Linked DNA regions of Mus musculus: region 2 is linked to region 1. The links are chromatin loops, found by intact Hi-C in ENCODE. Cell type or tissue: left cerebral cortex. All regions are shown on one strand. Region 1 overlaps Arhgap18 (Rho GTPase activating protein 18). Region 2 overlaps Arhgap18 (Rho GTPase activating protein 18).

Region 1 (5,000 bases):
TTAGAGTACCCTTTCCTGTCCTGGTGGCCCCTAGGAATAAATGAGAAAACCATAGCACTATATAAACCTTGAAAGATCTTCGTATTTCCTCCCTGGAAAGGTATCAAGACAGATTACTTATTTTAATTTGGAGTTTTCCAGGACCAGAAATTGGACGAACACCAGAATTTTGCAGCCCTCTACCAATGAAGCAACAAAGCACTAGGGTCCCTACAATGAAGCAACAAAGCACTAGGGTCCCATCCTCCTACACAGCTACAGATTTACGTTTTCAGGAAATGGCCGTAGATACTATATCTCTTTGTGTTTTTATAGTAAGTGCTAATCCACAGTTTCTCCACTCTGTGTTCCTTTCAACACTTGGCAAGAAAACCACAACAGAGATCTATGTGACTCATGCTATTAAGAGAGAAACTCAAAGTTTCCAGGTCTTAACACTAGATGCATTGTGTTTTTAAAGGCCATGCAACTTATCTGCACCTGAAGAGAATATTCAGTTATGTTTACTTAGACATTATATGAATGAAAGGAAAGTGGTATGTAGCATCTGACAACTCTTGACATCCGTGAATCAACTTATCTAAGGAAACACGTCTGGTAGTGCGGTGCCTTATGATGACAGTTGTCACTGAGACAATTAACGTGGGTGGAACTCACCCCCAGGCTACTTCCAGGTAGAAAACACTTACTCTGGACAGCTTGGAAGGCTTTGAGATACTCCATGCTCAGCAGTGGCTGGGGCAATTCTCTCAGAAAGAGCTTCAGCAGGCTGGCCGCATCGTGCTGTTTGACACTTTCCCAATTGAAAGTCCCCTCGTAAAATTTCGCTTCTAGTTCTTGGCAAAGATTCTAAATGGCACAAGGGGAGACAGAAATTAGCAGTAAGTACGTTTGTTCCCTATTGAGAGTGTGATCTGTTTTTCATCTTATAAGATTTCTAATCTATAAAGAAATATCTGAATAGCAAAAGTCAATGTGTTTCTGTTACACAGAAAAATATCGTTCCCAACTTTGATTGTCCTTTAAGTGAAGAAATTATACCCAAGGTTAAGAAAAGAGTTTAAACATTTTCACACACTTTAATTAGCAAAGATTTAATTAAAAGATCAGTTAAAATCACTTTCTACTCGGCATGTAACCTAAACACTACCATTAGTTATTTAAAAAAAAAAATTACAATTCAAGACAATGTTTTTAAAGCTATTTAGAGGCATATTACATAGCAAAATGAACAAATCCAAATCTTACACAGATGTTACCTCAATTTTGTTACCTTTGAGAAATGTAAAGCCAAATCCTGTAGATAAGGAGTCATAGAAATATGGAAAGATACTTGCCTTCACTGTCCCACCATTCTGCTGTCAGCCCAAGTTAATTTAGTGAGTCCATGCAGAACGTGGAAGCTGAGGCCCCTCACTTCAAGCACTCTATGAGACGTGCCAAGCCATCTACTACTGCTACTAAATCAACTTAGTGTGTGAGGACTATTTTTCAAGATTCATTTTTAACGTGGCATAAGACTTATTGTGTCAAAAATGTTTCCAAGTGTCTATTACTGGAGCCACTTTCTCAAAGGACAGGTTGTGGGTTTTGTTTCTTTTGTTTCACTGGGGATGGATCCCTATACCTCTGTGTGCTAGGAAAGGGTTCCAGTATCGAGCTACAGCCTCTGTTATACAGTAACATACTGAGGCTCATCCTCTCCTGATAGAGTAACCTTACCACATTTTCTCCGAACCAAATCCTAGCCAATTTTTTTGCCTAATTGTTTTTGTAGTTGGTGAGAAGCATGGCTGATACCTCAGAAACTGGGGGGTGGAGTCAAAGAGCAGTGAGGGAGGAAAGAGAAAGGAGCAGGGAAGGAGAAAAGAAGGAGAGAGAAGAAACGAAGAGGGAAATTAACGCTAAATGGGGGAAAGAGGCAAGAAGGGGTACAGAAGGTTCAGTGGAGTAGGGAGACCAACCATTAGCAGCACATCATCTGTAAATAAATCCTTTACAAGGGGCTGGCTGCGCCACGATCTGGCCTATGACAACAGGCCGGGTGGACCAGTTGACACAGTTGAATCCACTTAACTGCCCTTCTTAGAAATTACCCAAAGCTGTTCCTTCTGTCAAAGCCGCCAACTGCGCGGCTCCTGTCAAGAGCCTTCCTCTGCTCCCACCTGGAGTGTTCTGTTCCCTCTCCTTTTAAAATCCAAACTCCGTTGCTATTACTCATCCTGACTCTGTCTCACCCAGCTCCCTACTACCTTCTGAGTCACGATGTTCTCGTTCTCAAGGGATTATAATAGGTGACGTGGGGATCTGGAAAAATACAAACTTATAGAAACCAGAAGGAGTGTGTAGAGAAATGATAACGTGGAAGTTCGGACATTTTATTATTTTATTTTATCGCCTCTGCTAACAAGAATAAGGATGGGGAGGCTAAGTTGGCCTTTAAAATTCACAAGCAAAATTAAGCAACAAAATTGCACATTAACAGAACTGAAGCATTTTAGTCACCTTGATTCTCATGGCTGCTCCTGGTATCCGTAGGAGGCCCTCGGTTTCCAGACTGCCTTCTTCAATTCGAGAAATCAGCTGCAGATAAGCCAAGAAACATTTTGATCTTAGTCTTTGTTAACAGGTACAGCTCAACATCGGTTCCCCCATTGCAAGAAGTGAAAGCTGATTCTGATGGCATGCAAATCGGATTTGATGAGATTCTGAGTGCTATGGGACCGGCATCTTCAAAACTATACATACAAAAACCTGAGTTGAAATTTGAAAAGGTTTGTCTTTTTCTCTTTTGTAAAAGGAATGTATAATTTCACACAACAGCTGGGACTCTCCACAGGATCAGAGAAAAGATGTTCACTGTGTAAAAGCAACTCAGAACACTATTTTGCTTCTCCAGCAACATGCATTGTGCAATCAAATAAATGCCATGCAATTCCAGTATTTGCACATTTATATACTGTACTTAATTTGTTTCAGGAAACAATATTTTTATATGAAAAAAAAACTGTTGCTAATATTCGTTTTAAGATTCTGGTGGCAAACTTAAAAAAAATGCTTTCAAGCAGCGCTTCTAAGTAATACTAACACTCAAGGAATGGGCACAAATCTAGCTCAAGGACACCACTAAAATAAATTAAAATGAAAATGTAGTAGCCATGGGGCTGGAGAAATGGCTCAGAGGTTATGTACTGCTCTTTCAGAGGACTCAAGTTCAGATCTTGGCTCCTGTTTAGGTGGCTCACAATTGCCTGTAACTCCAGGTGGGGTGGGGGTGGGGGGAATCAGCAGGACCTCTTTGTTCTTTGTGGACATCTGCATTCACATGCAAGTACCCACATGCAAAGGCACATAATTTTAAAACTGAGTAAATATTAAAAACTATATAAAATCAGTCAAATAGGCAATATTACAGAGGTAAATTGTTAAAAAGCGGTGAAGAAACTAAGAATGGTGTGTCCCGTCAGGAAGCTTCCAGTTGCAAAACCTGGGTCGCTCATCCCTTGGGCAGTACAGGGTGGAGCTTACAGAGACAGAGCATCCTCTAGGATGCATAGGAAAATCAGGTTCCACCGCCTCCTCATAAGTACAAGGTAGACACTAAGTGCTTCTGTCCTGTAGCCCATCCCCCTTCTTAAAAGTCTTCTGCTTTACAAAACCCAGACATGGCTTCCCTGCATCTCCAATCTTAGTTAAATGTTCTCTGTGCAACTTGGGGCATGAAATCCCCCAGGGTGCAAAAGAATATTTGAAAGTGAATGTTTTCTCCAGGGAACCCTCTGTTAATGGTTTCTCACACTCCATAGACCACATAGAGCGCACTGTTGCCCCTTTCACATAAAAGTGTCTGTTAGGGACAAGGCCTTGGGAGAATTATGGATCTCTGCCCTATAGATTCCAAATCAGGTATACCAAATTCAGCAGTGGGTCCTCAAGTGTTGGTGACTTTTCCCTAACCACCTATTTTTCCCTATCCAGGGAATCAGTTTTGACCAGGAAAGCCTCTGATATAAAGAGATTCAAAAATCTCAAATTCTCCTAAGAATACACTATTATTAGGTGAGGCATCACTGACCAAAGAAGTACATCAATTTTTAAAATTCAAATTTTCCTAGACCACATTTTTCAAGTACCACTGCAGAGGAACTCAAAGTAAAAATAATTATGAATTATTTGAAATTAGAAGGACATCATTCAATAAAGTATTTCACACCAGCTATTAAAATGTTTCGTGTATGACCAATTTTCATTTTATTTCACCTTATAAAATATTTGCATGCTTTATTAAAACATCCAGTTGAATGCAGGTTGCTCAAGTCAATTAGTTTTTAGCCATCTACACCTTTTACTTTTATTAAATACAGAAGAAAATTATGGCTTTGAAAATGCTAATTGAGATTCATTTCTGAATTTGTGTTTAAATCCTTTCCTAGCGGTCTCTAGTGCTGGATCACAGCATCGAGTTATAGAAGTATACTGTCTGAAACAATACCATGTGTTATCTCCTATTTCTCACTTTGAAAATCACATATTTTAGTTACATTATTAATTAGCTATATTATTAGCTTTTATATTAACAGGAAATATATTCCAGCTTTCTTTTAACTTTTAAGACCTAAAATAGGCAAAAACAGCTATACATAATTGTGCTATTTGGTGAAACTTCAGTGTTTGATATTTTAATGGTGCTCCTACACACACACATGCACACACACACACACATATAAATATATATATATATATATATATATATATATATATATATATACTTATATGTGTATGCGTGTGTGTGAACACTGAATTATAAAGTAGAAATGAAATCAGTCTCTTTTGGCACAACACTGACTTGGGGGAATCATCGGGACAACAACAACAACAACATTGGATTTGAAAATTTGATCAGAAAATGCACTTTCTAAATAAAGTGAACATTTTTCTTCTGAAAACTATACCATTAAAATGAACCACTATTCACAGTGAACACAAACCACTGCTTGCCT
Region 2 (5,000 bases), 61 kb after region 1:
GGGAGCAGAAAAAGGATAGGGGATTTTCAGAGGGGAAACCAGGAAAGGGGACAACATTTGAAATGGAAATAAAGAAAATATCTAATTTTAAAAGAAAAGAAAAGAAAAGAAAAGAAAAGAAAAGAAAAGAAAGGGACTTCCCAGCATGCCCCAGTCCCTGCCAGTCCCACTTCATTTTGTGCTACCCACCAAGGCCTTCTGGGTAATTGCAGGGCAGCCTCTGTTGAAGTAGATTCATGTGATGACATTAAAATACAAATCATCTATTCCAAACCCAACACCAGTGAGCTAAGATACTTCTGCAGCAAAGTAGGGCTTGCTGTGACAAAAAGAAAGGGAAGGCAGCAAAGCAGATGGCTCAAGACTCAACTCTGGCCCTACCTCCTTCATAATACTGGTATTGCTTTGATTAGGTTATATGCACTAGGTGGGTCATGATGAAATTCTCACATACAAAAGGGACAACTTGGACTGGTTATTATGAATTTTCCCCGTATTTCCAAATCTAGATATACATCTTATAAGAATTATGGAAAACGGACTTTTCACAGAGGGACATTCACGTAGGAGAAAACGGTGGAGACAGGATGCAATCATAAGAACTCTCATATAAAAAAGAATCTAAAACATGATTGCATCATTTTTCCTGAGGACACAGGAAAACTATCTAAAACTCGTCTCAGTTTCTTCAATTCCACCATCTACTCAGAAAGATCAACTGGGCATTTCCCGAGGAACAAGTCTATCCAAAACACTTGGATTTGGCAGTGAATCAAAGTCTCTGCACTGTGAGTGGCAAGGAGATAGAAAACAAAGGGATTTGTGGCTTGACAGGTGGAGAGAGTGCTCTAAAAACAAATGATGTAGGCTAAGGAAACAGGGTGGAGTGACTGCAGAGCAGAAGTCCTCTTGAACAGGCAAGATGGCAGAAGAACACACTTAGTAAGGAAGGAGGGGGAAGGTTATCTACGCAGAAATCTACAGTGCAGCCTTTTTCATTGAGTGCATGGCATCATAACCACCGTTTCTGTCGCTGCTCAGTTCCATGCTAGAGCAGCCATGCTGAAGAAATCCTTCCAAGCCAACTCCAGGGCCTCCTTCTCCACTTCCCTAGCTAATTCTCTTACATGGCACCCTATTACAACTGACTGATACTCTGACTATACATAGACACCAACTCATTTGTGAATACACACTGGAAATGGAAAACAAAGAATTCAGTTCTAAGTAACACCGGTGTGCTCACTAATTCCACATGTGTTGACCTCATCCTCCAAATGAGGTCATAAGTCGTGCTGACAGGGGACGCAATTCTTTGCCCCTGTACTACTCAACAACCTATTTCCTGCTCTCTGCCAGTGTTTAACTCTCCTCCTTTTAACTCCAGAATGAAGGTATATTGGACAAAGTCATGCAACAAAACTCCTTTATTAAAAACTTCAAACTTTTTGTATAGAATAGAGAAACCAGTCAGCATATAAATTTCCCAATATGAAGATATACAAATTATTTTTAAAATTTTTAATTTATTTCTGTGGGAGAGGATGCAAATGACATGCCCACATTTGGGAGTCAGAGGACACTTCATCAGGTTGTCAGACTTGGCACCGAGCACCTACCTACTGAGCCAACTCACAACCCATCCATCTATTTGTTTTTCCCTCCTTATTTTCTAAAAAAGAAAAAAAAGAAAAAGAAAAGAAAAGAAAAAGTCCTCTTCTGACTTGGGAAAGTTGGTAAGTCTACCCTTTCTACCCTCTCTTGAAATAAAAGGAGTCCCCATTCAGTAGACCAACAGCTCCAGCTGACAAGCAGCATCATTTCAAACAGTGACATGGCTTTACGGTTTTCACAAACTGACAGGACTGAATCGGACGCAGTGTTTGTCCCAGAAGTCAGAAGTCTCCTGGGGTGGTTGTCTGCCTTCTGGAGATGCGGTTTCCTACATATCCCTGATTGGACTGGTCTTCACTATACAGCACAGTCCAATCTCCAACCTTAACCGCGCCCCCCTCCCCCCAAGTACTACCATTATAGATGTGTATGACCATCCACTACTTAATCTTTAACAAATGGTTTTTTGCACAAAATGCTTTTCAAGAAATAAATTAAGACATAATAAGGCATTTTTTTTCTTTCCAGGTACTCAACGGGTAGATTCTTTATGAAAGGGTTCTCTCTTCCTCACCCTTAGTAAGCTCCTTAAGGAAACGTTCATCGAAACCCTAGCTGCCTTGTGGGGTCCTGACTATTCTCAGATCAAGATCCGCCAGGCAATGGCAATCGGTGCATGGAGGACAAAAGAAATTGACGGGAACTTCAGGAGCTCCCAGCAGAGTACCAGTCTAGAAATATCTACCGTGCTTTTAGCCAAAAAATGGAAGGCGACTGGGCAGTCAAACACATGCCTGGATAAAAGAACTGAAAAGGGGGTAGGAGGAAAATGGCAATGAGAGAGGGAACACTGGAAAAGCCGGAGGAGGTGTCAGCAGTGGCGCCCCGTCTACCGCTTACCAAAGAGAATGAAATTGGCTGCAATTCCAGCATTTGGGTGGCTAAAGGAGGAACACAGTGAGTTTTAAACTGAGTGAGGCAGTTGAGTGAGGCCAGCTTGGATTATATACAGCAACCCTGCCCCAGCTAGATGGTAAATAATATAGATAGATGGAGGATACATACATACATATGATACACACAGTAAAAATGGAGAGTGAGGCTAGGCCCTCAGTTACCTCCTCCTCTGTACCACAAACACCCGTGATAATTTAAGTCACTGTACATGTAACGTTCTCTGGTCATCGTGTGCACTTCTTGGAACTAACGTATCACAGGCCAATTTACAGTCCCTGGCCCCATTCTAAAGACACAGAAAGACTTATTATACAAACCAACCCTTGTTGCAAGCCATCTCCTTTTACGGTAATCTACTTTAGGGTAATCTTTTTCCTGAATAACATGTAGTGCAAAAATGGGGTGCCTTCAACTATCAGTTCCCAAATATCAGCATACCCGCATATTCAGCAGAGAGCACGTAGAACATGGACTCGGCACATTCACTGTCTTCGCAGTCTCTTTTAAGTCCCTACGCCACCGGTGCACTAAGTGCGGAGCAGCCAGGTACCAGGTCCCCAGGGTCTTCGGGTCTGGCGCTCTGGACCCCATGAGCTCTGGCCCCATTTCTCTTATCCACTGGCTCAGGTTCATCTCCTCCTTTTTTTTTTTCTTAAGCACCCCACTCTGGTGCAAGAGAACTGTGTGACTCTGCAGACAGAACCCTGTCTGCACAATTGTCACCCAGGATCAACTTCTCTCTTTCCCTAATCCCCTCACCACAAAAACGTCCATCATTCTACCCTCCAAACTTCTACCATTGTCCAAGCTCACTCACGGAACAACCCTAAGAGCCACTGAGCTTCCTGTAGTGAATGGATTGAAAGTTGCACTGTGAATCACTGGAGCCCAATAACTCCGCAGTTTACTAAATGCAAAACTCAGAGAATTCTTTGAATATCTACCATTCCCTTGTTTGTGAAGTGAAACAGCAGTGCCTATCTTGCAAATTGCTAAGAGAATTAGAAAATAATTTACATCATAGGCCAAATAACAGGTTGAGCACAGCTAAATCAAATATCCAAAAATCTGAAACACATGTGTTACCAACATCTCACTTTGGGGAGCACTCTATACTTGATTAGTGATGACCAACCTAAAAGATCTATGCAACCCTTCCCAAACTTAAAATTTTCCTACTCCCAGCCTCAAATCTGGAATACATTTGGTCCAAAAGAAACCTCAGATAAAGGAAAGCAACCTGGACTATCTCAGAATATTCAATAAAGTAAGCCAGGCATGGCAGCACATGTCTTTAATCCCAGCACATGGAAGCAGATGCAGGTGGCTATCTGTGAATTGGGAATCCAGCCTGGCTTACAGAGGGAGTTCCAGGATAATCAGAGCTACCTAGTAAGACCCTGTCTCAGAATATAAAATAAGTTAAAATAGGAAAACAAATGAAGTAAACAAAGGTCATGATTCAAACATGAACACCAAACCAAACCAAAACCAGCAATGTAATTGCTTGGAGGCCAGGGAGGAGAAGAAGCCTCACACTGTGGGTCAGGAGCATGTATTTCCTCATCGTCCTCTGGGGATGCGTTTCCTGAGCCTCTCTGAGCCAACAGGGAACAACTGCTGTACAGAGCAAACAGGAAAAAATATTTAAAATTATTTGCATCAAGATGTTCACAAAAACCAGCTTTAAATTCAATGGTTTTGTAGGCAGCTGTAACTTTAGTGCCTTGGTTCTCCACAGTGCACAGGGTTACTAAAGTTAGGCAAGATGCGTTTCAATAACTCTGGGTCCCTGTTACACATAAATGAAACAACATGGTTTTTTGTTGTTTGTTTCCTGTTTCTTTATGCCACGCATTTCCTTAGTAATTTGTTTTGATTTTCTCCTCAGATTTTTGCTCTCCACTTTTCCTAGGCTGAAGTGAAGGACTATTTGACTTGGGATTTACCTTAAACCTCAGTCAAGAACAATTTTACCTGGGACCCCCAAGAGCTTTAATCAGAACATCAGGTTTCAAGGGCTTTTCCGCCTTCATCTAAAATCACCCTTGTACAAATGGAATAAGTGTTAAAAAGTCTACATTATAGCTTTTTTGGATATTTTATTATTTTGGCATTTCTATTTTCTCTAGACAGGTGTTGGCAGGTGCTCATATTCACAGTCTATATTAGAGAATTTTGAAGCTACCATGGGAGCTTACAGATGATAAACAAATCTTCTAGCTCAAGGCTAACGGGACACCTATTCAAATAAGGGGGCAGTCCCATATTGGGGGACAACTGCTTTCCTTCATTTCATGGCCCAGCATTTTATAGTTAAAAGAGAGGCGAACTATCTGGAGAGGATACGGCCTGCCCTCTGCTCTCTGGCTAAAATCAGCTACAGAGGAGATTTATGGATGCCTTAGTTACTTGAAAAATATTTTATG

Evidence for each region. A loop is a pair of places that touch in the nucleus more often than their neighbours do. Peaks named below come from ENCODE experiments on the same cell type or tissue, not always from the same donor. Only the 100,000 strongest peaks of a DNase experiment are listed, where the experiment ranks them.
Region 2: it touches region 1 in a loop (3-fold over the local background); 2 of 42 quality-filtered maps call a loop at or near these places.

What each region holds. Positions count from the first base shown.
Region 1 is chr10:26,874,740-26,879,739 of GRCm38, reverse strand. It overlaps Arhgap18 (Rho GTPase activating protein 18), which reads right to left. Exons shown (of 15, transcript NM_176837.2): 8 at 2,506-2,583; 9 at 690-849. Among named protein-coding and RNA genes, the nearest start is that of Gm30534, 89 kb to the left of the region's middle. In left cerebral cortex, no CTCF peak of the experiment used is centred here; DNase peaks (open chromatin) are centred at 2,163, 2,597 and 2,787; H3K27ac peaks cover 761 bases.
Region 2 is chr10:26,813,328-26,818,327 of GRCm38, reverse strand. All of the region lies in intron 1 of Arhgap18 (Rho GTPase activating protein 18), which reads right to left. Among named protein-coding and RNA genes, the nearest start is that of Arhgap18, 43 kb to the right of the region's middle. In left cerebral cortex, no CTCF peak of the experiment used is centred here; a DNase peak (open chromatin) is centred at 2,485.